Regions from separate parts of the Mus musculus genome. Here region 2 is linked to region 1. The links are chromatin loops, found by intact Hi-C in ENCODE. Cell type or tissue: gastrocnemius. All regions are shown on one strand.

Region 1 (8,000 bases):
AAACCTTTTCTAGTCACAGCGCCTTTAGACCCACCCCCAATGTCCACAAGACCCATCGCATATAAATATATAAGATAGGCATAACTCAACATAATAAAAATGCAAGCCTAATGTTGATGATAAATCATAAAGAAACTTTTAAAAACTCTTCTTTGGCATACATGTAACTCCACCACTTATTAAAAGTGAAGGGAAATTTGCAAGCTAATGAGATGAGCGTCCTTGTTTGTCTACCACAATGCAATCCAGAGATAAATCAATCTGGTACACACTGAGAAAGGGTGGACTTGTTTTCTATAGTTAAACCTTTACGTTTCTATGCAGGCAGAAGACTTGGTACATACAGTAAAACACCGGAAGTCATAGCATGCAATAGGCTGCAGTCTTCACTGGAGGGTTTCCGGTAGCATCTGCTTGCGTTGCACAGTGGAACATCTTGTGAGCTGGAAGAGCCTGGGCAGTTCAGTGTTGTGTGTTCAGAATCAAGGTGGCAGTGAAGCCATGTGGCACAGCACAGTCAAGCATTGCCAGCAACACCCTGACTTTATGGAGCATTTTATTTGAAATGAATTTTTGGTGATTGCATGGTTGGAAACCATTGATAAATTTTTAGAGATTACACACACACACACACACACACACATACACATACTTAGTTGCCTTAAAGACTGGTAAACCAGTTTAAAAAGCATTTTTCTAAAGAAGCTTTGTTCTAGAGAAGCTCCCATAAAGTAGGAGGGGTTGGAAACCCTGAAATCGACAGCCAAAACGCAGAAATCTGTGGGGCCAATGGCCTCATTTGCAGCAATGCCCTTGTTACAGGACCTTACTCTCCACCAAGGCTCTGAGCTGTCCCAGATGGATGGCATCTGAATTGAGCTGATGTCAGCCCCTCACTACCCCTATATATTAGAATTGCTATTGAGCAAACTGCAGAAACAAGCACAGGGAGTCCCACCTTCATCCCTGTCACAAGCTCCAACCAAGCACTCAGAGACAGAGCTGAGGCTGCCCAGGGGCAGGGCTCCTACTCCTAGCACGTGGTTTTAGAACCTGCCACAAAATCAGGACTCTTTGAAGGAATCTACCTTCCGGCAGTAGAGGTCCAGGAACTCCTTCAGTGATAACTGAGAAACAGGATCAAAGCTTCATTTCAACAATCAAAGAAAAACAGAGCAGGAGAGATGTGATCGGACTGTTAGTGTGATAAAAGGCATTAATGACATATCTGGGAGACAGAAGCCCCCATTTCTTTCCTAGAGCCCATGAGGTTCTCCAGGACTTTGCTATTCCTGGAATTCATTAATTAAACCTAATTAGGTCTACCAGCCCAGAGGAGGCCCTCCTCCGCATGCTCAGGGTTAGCTCAAGGGCTAAGAAGCTGGGGTTTTAATTTGTAGACCTTACTTCTAGGGAGAGAGGAATGTCTGAGAAGGGCATCCTGAGGGAACCATGGTGTAGCTGCAACTTAAGGAGAGGTGACCAAAGGACCCAGGCTCCTCAGCTCCACCCTCAGGAGTCAAACAGGGAAAGAATCGCTCAGTAAAACACTGAGCAAATCCAAAGTCCTCCGAGAGGGGAGCATGATGGTGCCACTACGTGTCCTATACCAGGCAGTCTGCCCACTGAGGCTCCGGACCCACTACAGAGAAGAACTGAGAAGTCAACAGTTCAGGACGGCAGCTCCGAGCCCGCCCGCTCCTTCCTCCACATTTACCGTTTCTCCCTTTGTCAGCTATTATCCATGCCACTGGCTTCACAGAATGTTAAATCCTCAATTAGTCTAAATAGCACACGTTCCACTGTACTCCAAAGTTCTGTGTTGGCTACCAACCTTCATTAATATTAATTAAAGCAAAGGTGGGACAAGGGGCCTTTGATCAACTAAAACCTACACCTGGAAGAGGCAGTCATACATAATGCTGTGTCAGTCCTGAGCCACCATCACAGGGCTACCAAGCAGACCCAAGGCTGGTGGAGATCGTCGGACAACCTTGTCGAAGTCTTTTGCAGGATAACTTTGTCCCTGAAGCTGAGCCTAACAATGGGCTCATGTCACAGTCTATCTTGTCTGACCAATTCGTCCTCTCCTATCAGGTTGCTGGCTGGCGAGTGTTCTCTGTGAGGACAGGGCACTCCCCTCAGGTGGAGCACCGCACCGCCATTTCTGAGGACAGGTTCTACTCTCCAGCTGCAGACCTGGCTAAGCTCTCTCTGTCTGTGATGATCTATTGCTTTAAATGTCCATTAACTGTATAGTTCTTAACATGATTGGGCCAGCCCCCCAGTAATCGGGACTGAGGCCCACTAGATTTATTTATTCAGCTTTAGCACAATTACTGGCTGAATTACCCCTCATCTATTTTTCCAACAATAGATTGACTCCATCTCCAGCTACATTCCCTGAGTACTTACTGTGTGAGTCTCACCTGGGTTATTTCTGCTCCATCAGTCTATCCTCAGGGGGCATTTCACTAAGGCACGTGTTCCTGATCTAATGGAGACCTCCTGCCCCGTAACAGAAGCCCTACCTACTTCTATTCTCTCTAATAATTTGCTATAGCCACTTTTATTTAACTGATCACTTTAAATTAGGGAGCAAGGTTTACACAACGAATGTCAGTGTATGTGAGAATTCACTCATCTGAGGACAACCAGATCTTGGGGCTCAGAACTTAGCATTTGTATACACAGCACTGGACCAAACCCCAACACTGATCTGCACACAGGAGCTACAGGCAAGGCCAAACTGTAGCAGATAAATGAGATTTAAAGATGAGCTGTGCAGTCAGTAACCTGCTCCCATGCACACAAAGCCCTACTCCTCCAGGGTGGTTAGCATGGCTGGACCAGAGGGTCTCGGGGATATACACAGGATGGCACTAGGACTCAGAAAACCCTAAACAAATCATGCATACTGGACCTATATATGGCACCTACGTTCTGCCCCTTGGCCAGTACCTTTCTCCTCTCAACCTCAGGATCACCTCCAAACCAGAGATTACCTCCGTACCAGCCCATCAGTGCAAGCTCTTCCTTATAGCCTTCAGCCAACAGACTGTGTGGAGCTTTGCCTACTCTCTGCATTCCCTTCCAGGATGTCCTTGTTCCTCTGTGTGCTCCCAGCCCCAGCCCAAATGCACACACAGTCTGAACACTCAAGGACTATTAACTTAAACTGAATCTAGGATCTGTAGCCATTAAACCTAAAAGCCAGAGTGCTGTATTCCAGGGGTCCCCAAAGCCAGGCCCTGGGCTGCGTGGATCCTCTTCAGCATCTGTGTGCAGGCTCCTAACAGGAGCGGATGGCTACAGCTTGGCTGGTATCATTCAGTTACCCTCATCAGCCAAAGTGCTAAGTGTCATTTCCTAGTTCCACAAATGTGCTCAAAGTCTTCATTTGGAAAATTGAATTACGTTAAGAGATTCTGCTTCCACACAGCCAGAGATAGGAGTGGTACATATATATGTCAGCAACAAAATCAAATCGCATTCCCAAACGCCGGCTTGGGGAGTTTTAATGCTTTCTCCATAGTCTGCTTTCCTTCCAAAAAAATATTTCTCACACATTGGCTAAATATCATCTTAACTTCGAAGGTTTGGATTAAATGTATTGATTTTTGCAGAAATATATTCCAGGCATCATATTCCAAGACCCTCTTGTCATCATAGAAAAGAACGGAAATTTTAAAATACATTCTTTTATAAAAGAAAAATTATGTTTAGGCTAGATAAATCTTTTAACTGCAAAATATGCTCACAATGATATACCAGTCCATTGCAAAGTGCTGTAAAGTTTTTTTACTTTATTCCAAAGTTCTTGCTTTTATACAGTAAGTCAGTCCCATGACTGAGTTTCTGCCGGTACTTTGTACACTTCCAGGCGAGACTCTCGGGAGGCACATTCTGCTGTCTCTGTAACAGTCCAGACGTTCTTCTTTCTCACTGAAGCTTAAGCACCGGGGCTTTGGGCTGATCTTCCCAGGGTGTTGTCTTTATTGAGAGGCTATGTAAAGAACATGTGCTCTAATGGTTAATCTTGCTTGTCAGTTTGATAGGGTTTGGTCATTAACCTCTGAACATGTCTGCAAGAGATCTTCCAGATTGAGTTCATGTAAATAGGAAGAGCTACCCTAAATCTGAGTGACACCATTCTGAGCGCTGGGGTCTCTGGCTGAATAAAACAGAGTATTGCGACGGGCTGGAGAAATGGCTCAGTTGATAAGGGCACTTGCTGTTCCTCCAGAGGACCCGAGATAGGCGACAGTTTTAGGGAAAATAAGCCACACCTGTTCTCACACGGAGCCCTGCTTTGTGCCTGGTTGATGAGGATAAACTGGGGGCTAGGTGGATGCTTCAGCCTCCTGCTTTCCTGTGTGTCCAGCATCAAGCAGAGGTGGCAGGTCCCTGGAGGTGGTGTGTGCTGAAACTGTGTCTAGAGCGCCTCCTAGTGGGAACATGCAGCGTGATCGCTGACACACTGAGGATCTGGAGCCCGGCTTCCCTGAGCTCCAGAGCTGGATCAGCGCACCACTCCTAACCTAACCCTGAAGACTCAGAAGGGAAGGTGCCTGCTCTCCTCATAACTCAGGCTTTCTCGAAATTTGCATACTGTTTCTGAGGTCACATTTGTGAATTTAAAGAAAGGAAGAAAGGAAGAAGAGAAAGGAGGAGAGGAGAGGAGAGGAGAGGAGAGGAGAGGAGAGGAGAGGAGAGGAGAGGAGAGGAGAGGAGAGGAGAGGAGAGGAGAGGAGAGGAGAGGAGAGGAGAGGAGAGGAGTAAAGTTCTCCATAGCTTTTTAGTGTTTGTTCCGTTTCTGGTTTAGAAAAAACATATATATCGCTGAGGGTAAAACTCAGAGAGAGACGCAGCAAACAGCTCGCCACAGCCCAGTCCGCAAGGCGCTGTAGGAAAGTGCCAGAAGAATAAAGAGCCACAAGGCCAGGGCGTCCTCCTCCTGAAACCAGATCCAGTCCGATCCCAAGTTTGGCAGGAGCCAGTGGGGTGATTAGAAGGGAGAACGAACTGGGGACCTGTAACAGTTATTGATGTTGGAGAAAAAGGGCTACCCAGACCCAGCCGTGAGTATTGGAGGTAAAGAAGGATAATGCCAGCCCCTGAGACACCCTCCCAACAGTCACCATGCTGCGCACTTTCCCATCAAGGAACCATCCAACCTCTCTGTGACAGCAACGGCTCAAGGCGAGATGTGGAAATAAACAGCTCTCCATTGATAGTGGCCGCAAAGGAGATGCCCTGGGTCTAGCTCCTAGATGTATGAATGTGGGTGTGCTTAGAAAGAAGGGCCTTGCTCATCTAGCCACATTACAAAAGAACAGCCAGCCGGGCAGTAGTGGCACACGCCTTTAATCCCAGCGCTTGTGAGGTAGAAGCAGGCGGATTTCTGAGCTCGAGACCAGCCTGGTCTACAAAGTGACAGCCAGGGCTATACAGAGAAACCCTGGGCTGCAGAGAAACCTTGTCTTGAAAAAAACCAAAACAAACAAACAAACAAACAAAAGAACAGCCTGATTTAAGGTAGATGCTCTGCCCAGTGAATGGTGCCTTTATAAGACAAAGAATGCTAGGGCTGGCAAGATGCCTCAGTGGGTAAAAGCACTTGCCACAGACATCAGACCTGGAACTAGATCCCTAAAACCCATTTAAAAAAGCCAAATGTTGTGGTACACATCTATGACCTCAGTACTCCTAAGGCAATAAATGAGACAGAGGCAGGAGTACCATCCACAAGCTACAAACCAAGCTACCCTGGAGTATGCAATATGGCAGAAATTCCAACAAAGATGGACAGCCAAAGGTTGTTCTCTGACCTCTACATACTCCCACAATGCACATACATAGACACACACCGACTCACATACATACATACACACATGCATACATACACACATGTGCATACACACAAAAACAAATTTATAAACAAGAAAAACAAAATAAGGAGTGTAAGAGGAAGGAAAGGGCATTTTAGCAGATGGATATAATAGATGTATGAAGATAGAGGCAGACCAGAGAGGTTGAAATATAAGCCGAGGATTGTGGGTGGTAGCCAGAAGCTTCGAGAGCTGTGAAGCAGATTCTTCCCTAAACCCCAGAAGAAGCAGTCCTGCTGGCACCTTGACCTGGACTCTGCTGTGCAGAGCTGTGTGGCCGTGGGTCTCTGTGGTCTTACATCCCCTGGTCCTCGGCAATGTGTTGCAGTCACTCCAGGGAGCCTGGCAGGTTAAGAAGCAGAGCACTTGACAAGTGGAACTTTAACTAGACCCTGTCTTCCCGAGCAGGCTGTGTGGGAGCCTGTTGTCATGGAGAAGACAAGCAGGGCATTCCTGGACAGTGTGGTGATGGTTGACAGCTGGTGACCAGCCCTTTCATTTCTAGAAAGGCTAAGGAAGCTATTGGGGAACATCTGTCACATGAACAACTGTCACTGTACCTTGGTGGGTAACAGAAAGTACTGGGTAAGCTATCTGACTCCCTCTGCATCCTTCAGGGGAGGCACCTGCACTCCCTGGCCATCCCAGGAGCCTTCTTAAATCCTTCAGAACACCTTCCCAATACTCTTTCAGTCTTGAAGCAGCCCCAGCTGCTGCACAGAGGTGATTCCCAGGTGACATGTGCCAGTCTACTCTCATGGGAACCTAGCAACCTATGCTCATACCATCTAACCTGCAGCCTGATCTAGGTCAGCGATTAGCCCTGATTTGTCTCGAAGGGAAGGGTTGAACTCGGGGACTTGTGCATGCGACATGTATGCTCTCTCACTGACCTACATCCTTGTGTTCTGAGACACAGTTTTGCTATATAGAACCCAGCTTGTTCCATAGCCCACCCTAGTTTTTTGGGGTGTTTTGTTTTGTTTGTTTGTTTGTTTGTTTAAGGAATGGCAGCAGTATTGAAGCCTGAGCGGAGATAAATAAGCCTGATGTGGGGACCTGAGCGAAGATAAATAAGCCTGATGTGGGGACCCAACTGTTCTCCACTCCGTGCTTTCCCATTGGAGAGATTCAGGTATGATGGTCAGCGCTCACCCAGCTAGCCTTGCCTCCCAACTGGTCCCTGCCGTCCTCCGTCCTCCGTCCTCCGTCCTCCGTCCTCCGTGACAAGCATAATAACAAAGGCCCATTTAGAAGAATGCTCTCTTAATTTACCTGGTTAATTAAGATAGTGTGGTCTGCAAAAAGAAATAATTCAAGTTGACATTTTCAATTTATCGACAATAAAATACAACATTGAAAACAATTTCAGGTAATTTGTTGAAAACCTAAATATAACGTCACATTCTGAAAACATTTTTTTTTTTTCAAAAAGAAAAAAGAAAAAAAAAGTGACACACAATTAACCAAGCCACATTCCTGAAGGGATAATCTGTCCTTAAAATGCAAGGTGACTCCTGGAGAAGCCAGCACAGTGGCACAGTGCTCCTGACAGGATCTGACACCAGACTATCTTTAGGCTTAATTCCCATCTGGTGTGGAAAATCACCCATGGAAACCTTGTTTTCAGAGTCCAGTGAAGGACATGTCACCTGCCACCCCCCCCCAGGAGTCCTCCCCTGTCAAAAAAATCTCCAGAGTGGGAGATATATTCCATTTGACCCAAACCTCCATCTGATACCTGCAGAGATACAGTCAACTGGTTACCACCATGCCATCCCACTGGCATTGTCCCCAACTCACACCATAGCTCCAGTGTGCCCCAGGTGGCCCTGCTATGTGGTCTAACATTGAAACTGAAAGCATCTGGGTGGTGGCCAATCTGTCCAGCGTGTCCAGGGCTCCAGCTAGACTACAACCAGCCCCTTGACCTTGGTCCTGACCCTGGGCCTCAGGCATCCATCCTCCTTAGCCTTGCTTGGGTTGGCAGTCTTCTTCCTAACCTGGTCTCAGTCGGGCCCTCCTGGCACCTGCTCCAGAGGAAGTATCAGCTCCTATGCAGGGCTTGGAGATCTTTATTCCAGCGCTGTAGGCAGGTACCTTAAGTGG
Region 2 (8,000 bases), 170 kb before region 1:
CAGCTTCTCACTGCCCACAGTGAGCACCATCCCCCACCATCAAAGAGGAGACTGTAGCTGACCTTTGTGGATTCTTCTTTTGCGCCACCCTTCATTCCTCTGGTTTCACCATCTATCACTAGATAGGAAAGAAAGAAGGATAGAGGGACAAGGGTGAGGGGAGATTCCTGAATTTACTTTCTTTCTTCTTGTTTCTTCTTTGTTTGTAGCTGGTCTTGACTACTTGGTGGGTTCTTCTTTTTTACCACCCTTTACTCCCCGCAAACCCCGTTTTGCCCTTCTATCACTAGATAGGAGGAGAGAAAAATAGAGGAAAGAGGGAGAGATGGAGATCCCTGAATCTAAGTTTTTCCTTTTGTTCTTCTTTGAGCACAACTACTAACAAACTAAAACCAAACCCCCTGAATGACCACCAACCACCAACCCTGCTTTCTCAGGGACCTAGCATGCACATATATATATATATATATATATATATATACATATATATATATATATATATATATATATATATATACCCTATGAAAAGTTCCCAGAATTCCACACAAATGTAGAAACTATCTGCAGCTGGCAAAGCCATGTCTCTGCTAGAGCATGAGGCAAATCAGAGTCAACTGCTGCAGAGTCTGAAGCAGCCTGATAGCCCCACACCTGGGGTTAAAACAAAAACACATTCTTATAATATTTCCGTGTTTTTAAAGAAACCCAAATTCCAGAATTCTTCAAGACATCACTACAGGAGACAGGTGTCAATTTTAGTTAATAAACACGCTACTTCCCATGAGGCAAATAAATCTCTCCTGCCAGTGTGGCATTCCTGGAGATTGCAGAATCCCCCTATGAGGTATGGGGAAAGCAGGGGCTTCGGGAAATAAGATAACAAAAAAGCAGAAATCCAGGTCACAGAAATCTATGCTTCATAGCCAAATGAATGCGTAGCAGACTGGTGGAAGAATAAGGAAGTAATACAGCAGCTGAAAGCCCTAGAACCCTCTTTCTCGTTCCCTAGGCTATAGATAAGGCAGTAAGAACTGGATGGCCTGCCTCTCAAAGGCCAGGAGGGTAAAGCAACTACAGTGAGGTCAGGAGCAGCACAGAGGGGCCTTACTAGAGATCAATAGAAGGGGATCGAATGATAACAGTTGAAGGTCTCTAGGCCATAGAGTAAAAATGACAAAACCACAATGTCACTACCCTCTGGGGCTCTCGGGCAGATGACTGGACTCCAGCCTCCAGCCATTTCTTGTCACATGAAGGCCATGTAGTCTTGGCCAGCCTCAATGTTACCATGGGTCTAGTCCAGGTACCTGGCAGGCAGGATCACATTAGTTAAAGCAGGAACCATGCAGGTGATATGGCAGTGACCGTTGACACCAGTGTACTGTGTTATATACTGCCCTGCAAAGCCAACAGGTACTGGAGTTCATATAAGCTGCTGCTGGGCCCGTGGTGACCAGGTTAAGAAGTTCTCAGGAGAAAAGAGAATACAGTTTGGCAAACATTATATAACATCTGCCTTGGGTACCTTCGCAGCCTCCGTAGATCAATACCATGGGTCCTGTGTTGTAGAATGTTATCTCATGTTATCTCCAGCAATAATAACAGACATTACTAGCCTTTACATTTTTATTTATTATATTATGTGTATGCATGATGTGTGTGTGGGAACAAATGCTGTTGCACATGTGTAGCCATTACTATTCTTGTACAAATTATTTACTATTACTATGCAATTACATATTGTGGAGGAGGAGAGCACAGGCTGTAACACGTGTGTGGCTGTCAGAAAACAACATTGTGGTCTTGGTTCTCTCCTTTCATCTTTACAGGGATTCTAGGGATCAAACTCAAATGACCAGACTTGCACATAAAATACCTTTACCTGTTGGTCCATCTTGAGGGCTCCAGTAGCCATTGACAATTTAATTAAGGCACAGAGAGATCATCAAAAATGCTGTGTCTGTTGATATTCCCTTGTAAGAGAGCTTGGAAAGGGTCATTAGAACATCCCTTGAGATTCCAGCCACTACCTCACTCCTAAACCCTGTTCCCAGCTGTTTACGATTCTGTCCCCATGGGCTGGGGAGGTGTTAGCGTAGACAGGACATAGATGGTAAACTGAGAAGGACCACATCTATGCAGCTATGAGAAAGTCATCATCTATGCTATGGTGAGATGTTTTGCTGGCTCTTTGGGGATTACTCATTGCCCTGTAGTAACTCTTTTCCCATACTCCTGTGATAAGTTTGGTTTATCAAGCTTGATATTCATAGAATCTTTTGTCTATTGCTGGTGCTCTGTTGGGATGAAATGCTTGTTCATGCCTCCATAAGAAAAGCTAACACAACACCCTACAGCCTCATGTCATAGTCTGGGGCTTTAAGGGATGCAACGTCCATCTTCTATTCCCAGCTCTCTTCTCTACAACAGCAGACAAATTCCGACTGCATGGTCGTGTCTTCCAAACAGACGCTTCTGAAACAAAATACACTCGTGGAGCTGAATTGTACAAATAACCAAGATCGACATGATCTGCACTGCCAGGAATGTGTTCTGTGACAGGAGCATGCTCTGTCCACCCTGTTCAGCAGGAGGACTGACCCCAGGTGCTGAACACCATCAGCCTGGCTTGACACGCCTAGGTAAACAGGGCCCTCTAGGCTTCCATGCTGAGCTACACAGAACTAGCATTACCAACATAAGGATGACCTCGGGGGATTCAATTCCATGTATCCCAGAAAGCCTTCCTAAGCTAATCAGTAATCACAGCCAGATTTTATGGCATTTTATAAGCTTATTTTTGTAATTTGAAACAACCAAACACAGACATGTATTTTCCAGCAGTCTACCCGCCAATCCCAGGCTGCTAAGCTTCCAGGGTTTTGTGATGTTACCTCAAAGTACCAAAGGACAATTATTGGCGAAAAACAAAAACCAAGAGTAATTTAATGCATAGTGGTCCCTTGCTACAAACGCTTCTCTGACGGGGGAGGGGGACAGTGAGACAAGGGGAGCACTGTGGAGTTGTATTTCCTTTGTCTGACTTCCAAGTCTCCCAATGCACTGTGCTACCTCCGTCTGCACCATAAACATGGCCCTGGACTGCTAACGATGCAGGCTGCTTTGTGAGGCTCCCTTTGAGTTGAGCATCGTAATTAAAATTCACAGCAGATGCTGCTGAAAACATGTAATCTATGCACAGATGAAAAAAAAAAAAAAACGTGAAACAAAGAAATATACCAAGCCTGGCAAACTGCTAAAGAAAAATTTCAAATAACAAAATAAACCGAGAAAGAACAGAGGGAGAAAATTGGCCCATCATCAGAATAAAGATTCCTCTTTGGGGATGCGCTTGGCTCTTTCCTCATGCCCACGGCTCTGCTTACATGGACTCGGTGTGCATCAGGCAATGTTCACCACAGCCTTGGCCTTCTGAAGCCCTGGATTGTTTTCTTTGCCCTGACAACTCTTTTGTTAGCTGCCAGTCTACGTTCTAAAAGGAAAATTGAGGCCCAGTGTTCTGCTCACTCCAGGCACAGGACAGTGGCTGAGAGCCTGTCCACTCCAACCTGGGCAGGGTAGGTCCCACTCCAGTGCTAACTATGTGTAGTTCCTCTCATGTGCTCACTCCATCCTTGAGACCATGCCTTAACCAAAGCAGGTGCTGAGTGGCATATACTGTGTGTAGAATGTAGAGCCCATGTGCAAACCTTACCCCTAAGGTCCTCTGCTTTTCCAGCTCTTATTTTAGGTAACCTTCAATCTGTATGGTGCCTGGGGCATGAGCACATGGAATAGGTCACCAGGTCCTAAGTAGGGAGAGGCATGAGCAAGAGATAGGCTTTTTATTGGTTGAGACTTTATGGTTTATCCCTTTGAGCAGCATGGGTCACCATCTGGACTAGGATGCCATCTGCAGACCAGCTCTCTGGGGACTAACTTGCCAGAACACCAACAGCCTTTCTCATCAGTATCCTCAAGGGTTGGACCAGTTCCTAGACAGAGGAGTGCTGGCCTCATGCAGAAAATCTGGAAATGGCTGAGGTGCCGTGCACTCAGGAGAGTTCACTGTAAGAAACAAGTCTTCGGTCTCACTGGTGTGTGGAGAAAGGCCAAGAACATCTATTGTCCCTATGAAGGAAGTGTCAGGATCACTCACTTCCCATTGAGCTTGGTCTAGAACACACTATACTCATGGAGAAAGAGTCTGGAACACTCACTTTCCCTACAGAGAAAGGTCCTGGAAAGTTCACTGTGCCCGTGGAAGAGGGCTTTTCCGTAAGACATAAGTTCTCCTATCTAATATGGTTATGCTCCTTCAACTGCTCCTCAGTTTCATACAGGGACAAGTGGGCACTGCCCAGGACTAAAGCTCAGCTGGCTGATGTGACTCACAGAACAGGAGCCCCAGCTACAGTCCAGCTACACCTAGAGGGAGCCCTGGGATAGACAGCATCCTGGCTGGGAAGCAGACTTACCTCAGCCCACTCTGGTTGTGGTACTGATGAGTCAACCCAGACAGTTCTGGCACCTAGGGCTGGGATCTGGTTGGACAGAGATCCTGGCTTTCAGCATCCATGTGATGGCTGCATGGCAGGTCAATGAGTTATCATTCACCTAAAGACAGAAATCCAGCCCCAAACTCCTGCCTTCTCTGCAGTCACATCCCGGGGCAGCAGGACCTGCTCCGCCCGCCCTTGTCATTCAGTGCTAGTTGTCTATATCCCCCATTTACCCAGCCCAGGAGTTACACGGTGGAGTGAGCTCAAATTCCTTCTCAGTCCATCTGGGAACAGCTTGTTCATGTAGCCTTTGCCATAGGTTTTCTCTAAATGCATTTCCCTGACTTCAAGTGCAGTTAAAATGTACAGCCGTATATATCGGTGTACAGGCCCAAGAGCAGCATGCTCTATAATTCACAGGCGTACGTACCATCTCCACATGGTCCACGTGGGACCCTCCAGGGCACTCAGAACACCAAGACTCAGCACAAGGTCAATTCACTTTCCAGCAAGGCTGGTGCTCAGAGAAGCAGCGTCAGGATCCTCCAAGGGCCCTGCATTCCCACAGGTCCTCTTCTGGCTTGCTTATGGAAATGACTTCTCTCTGACAAATAAGGGTTCCTGCTAGAGATCTCAGTAACTCTCCCCACTTCAAAAGGTGCTTTTGTTTACAGCCTGCTCTCCCCACATGCAAATGGGAGTGCAGATAGAGATATGATCAGGGTGGATAATTGGAATTTCAAAATATTAAGAACTTAAGAGTTTCAGGGATTTGGTTTTGTAATGGAAACAAATAAAGACTTGCCACACGGGCAAATAAAAGATGGCAGTTAAGGAAGTAGATCTGCATACCAAACATTTCACACCGAGAATTAATCCATAGCAAACTGTTCTAAGTCCACCCTCAATTGGAAGGAGAAAGGGGATGCCTTGACCATCAAGACTGCTAGTCAAATAGCCATTGATCCAACAGAGTCAAGAGCCGCAGGCACCAACAGATCCCCCTGGGGCTGCTGCAAGATGGGTTTCTTGCACTCTATAGCGGTGGGGGAGGGAATTAACCCATTGTTTCCAGGTTTCTATAGCTACACCATCTCTTACTGAACCTGAAGCCCATCCATTCAGAGAGATTGGCTGGTCAGGTAGTTCCAGGCATCCACTATTCTCTTCCTCTGTTGGTGCCGGTTTTACAGATGCCCATTGCTGCATCTGTCTTTTACTTAGATGCTGGGGATCTGAACTCACGTCCCCATGTTTGTGCAGCAGACACTTGCTGAGTCATCTCCACAGCCTCAACATGTCCTTCAAAGGAAAGGAAAGGGAAGTGCATCTCAATATAGACTATGGCACCATCATCTCTGCTAATTGGTCCAGCCTAGGAGCAGCCTCAGAGACCCTTTAGTCTCTGGCCCTTGAGACACCTTGGAACCACACAGCTCTGGGAGGCCATGGTAAAGCAGGGCTCAGTGACCACAGGATCATCTGGAACACTACGAGACCTATCCCATCCTGTAAATCCTGTAAAACCTGTAAATTTTCTTCTTTCCTGCCCCAGCTAGGTGGCCTCCTAACTCCTGACTATGCTGTCTCTTCTGGGCAGCTGTCACCTCCCTTCTGCCCACCTGTGATAATACAGTTTTTGTGTCAACGTGACAGGCTGCCTCAAGCCCGCTAGCAGAGCACCTGGGAGGGCATTTTCAGAAGTAGGGAGCATGTGACTCAAGCAGTGACTGCCAGACAATCCTCTGTAAGCCTGGACGGAAAATTATGGGTAGGGGTGAATCTTCTCTAATTCTGGAGCACTTGGCCCATTGATCTATGGTTCTTAGGCCATGGTAATTATTTTTAATCTGCAATTGTGAATCAATCATTTAGTATCAAAGAGCCAGTCAATCAGTGAAGAGAGAAATTCTTTTGTATGGATACATCAGCTCTCAATTAAAAAAAAAAAAAAAACCTATGGCCTATAGGAAAGGGTAGAATAGAAGGTGGGACATCCGGTAGGCAGAAAGGACACTGGAATAGAGCCAAGCACAGGAAGGTTTGTCCAGGACATGAAAGAGGACAGACACATGAAAGCTGAGCAGGGGTAACCAGCCACATGGCAGAATTTAGATTAGAATAAATGGGAAAATAAGTTATGAGCTAGTCAGAAACCGAGCCAAAGGTTATGCCAAGGTATTTGTAAATATAATAAAGGCTCCGAATTGTTGTTTCTGGGCACAGTAAACTCGCCACAACCAATCAGGTTCCGGTGCCACGGCCCACAGTTGTGCCTTGCCTTCATCTTACTCGAGAATTAATAACACTTCCTTAGCCTTTCTCCACTTTTATCATATTTGGCTGGAAAAAAATCTTTGTCTTGAGCCAAGACGCAAATCTTTTATGAGCTTATATCAAACAGGCTACAATTTGGAGAAAATTATACCACTGAGGAAGGTATTTTTGAATCATGTTATAAAGCCAAAGCCCTCCAGCTCTTCCTGGAAATAACATATTTCCATATTGCCATATTTTGTAAAAATATCTCCTACTTTTCTATTTTCCAATTTTTTCTCATCCTTTCTCAGTTCAGATAACATCTCACTTTGTTACTTATTCAGAAGTAAATAAAATGACATATTTATGTATCTGCTCATGTTTATTATCTATACATGTAAATATATTTTAATTTTTTCCATATCATTATATACCACAGGCTTTCTAAATAAGGAAGCTAATCTTTTTTCTTTGCTTTGCTACATTTAAGTCAGGAGCTAGATATGGAGGCGAACAAAATTGCAGAGACACAAACCCTGAAACAGTACCACACATACCTTCATTATAAGAGAAGTCAGTCACTCCTTAAGCTCTGTAAATATGCTACTGTCATTTGGAAGCAAAGAGCTTTTCCATACAGATGTGATGTATATGGGCCCACTGATCAGATGGCAGAAGATAGGAGCTGAATATCTTCAATCCTTCCAGGTTCCAGCCTCCCCGCTAGTGTCAGTGGATGGCAAGGGAGGCCCCATCCGCAATAGCTGCAAAATTACTTGGCTTCCCCAGAGTCTGAAGCTAAGATGGGTTGAATGGCAGAACAGATACAAAGGCGTGTCCTTCTGATGTGGACGTCTGTGGAGTGATTGTGACATGTGAGGCTGAAGGCAGAAGCCTTCAAAGTCACCATCAAGCCAAGCAAATTCTGGTTCCTAAGAGTAGCTTTTAACAGTAGCCAGAGACGAACTGTTGGCAAGAAGGGCTGTGGGGTTGTAAAGAATGTGGCTGGGGATCTAAATCTGCACCTGAGAGGCCACTGCCCTCTTCTCCCTCCCTCCCTCCTTCCCTCCCTCCCTCCCTCCCTCCGTCCCTCCCTCCCTCCTTCTCCTCTCCTCTCTTCTCCTCTCCTCTCTGTGTCTCTCTGTCTCTGTCTCTTTCTGTTTCTCTAACTCTGTGTGTGTGTGTGTGTGTGTGTGTGTGTGTGTGTGTGTGTGTGTGTATGTGTGTGTGTGTGTGTGT

Evidence for each region. Hi-C counts contacts between places; a loop is a spot of excess contacts. Peaks named below come from ENCODE experiments on the same cell type or tissue, not always from the same donor. Only the 100,000 strongest peaks of a DNase experiment are listed, where the experiment ranks them.
Region 2: it touches region 1 in a loop (5-fold over the local background); 26 of 42 quality-filtered maps call a loop at or near these places.

The regions. Positions count from the first base shown.
Region 1 is chr7:137,599,692-137,607,691 of GRCm38, reverse strand. No RefSeq gene overlaps it. Among named protein-coding and RNA genes, the nearest start is that of Gm51411, 50 kb to the left of the region's middle. In gastrocnemius, a CTCF peak has its summit at 4,440 (motif pointing left); DNase peaks (open chromatin) are centred at 4,438 and 7,738.
Region 2 is chr7:137,769,189-137,777,188 of GRCm38, reverse strand. No RefSeq gene overlaps it. Among named protein-coding and RNA genes, the nearest start is that of 4930570E01Rik, 120 kb to the right of the region's middle. In gastrocnemius, no CTCF peak of the experiment used is centred here; DNase peaks (open chromatin) are centred at 3,034, 3,472 and 3,951.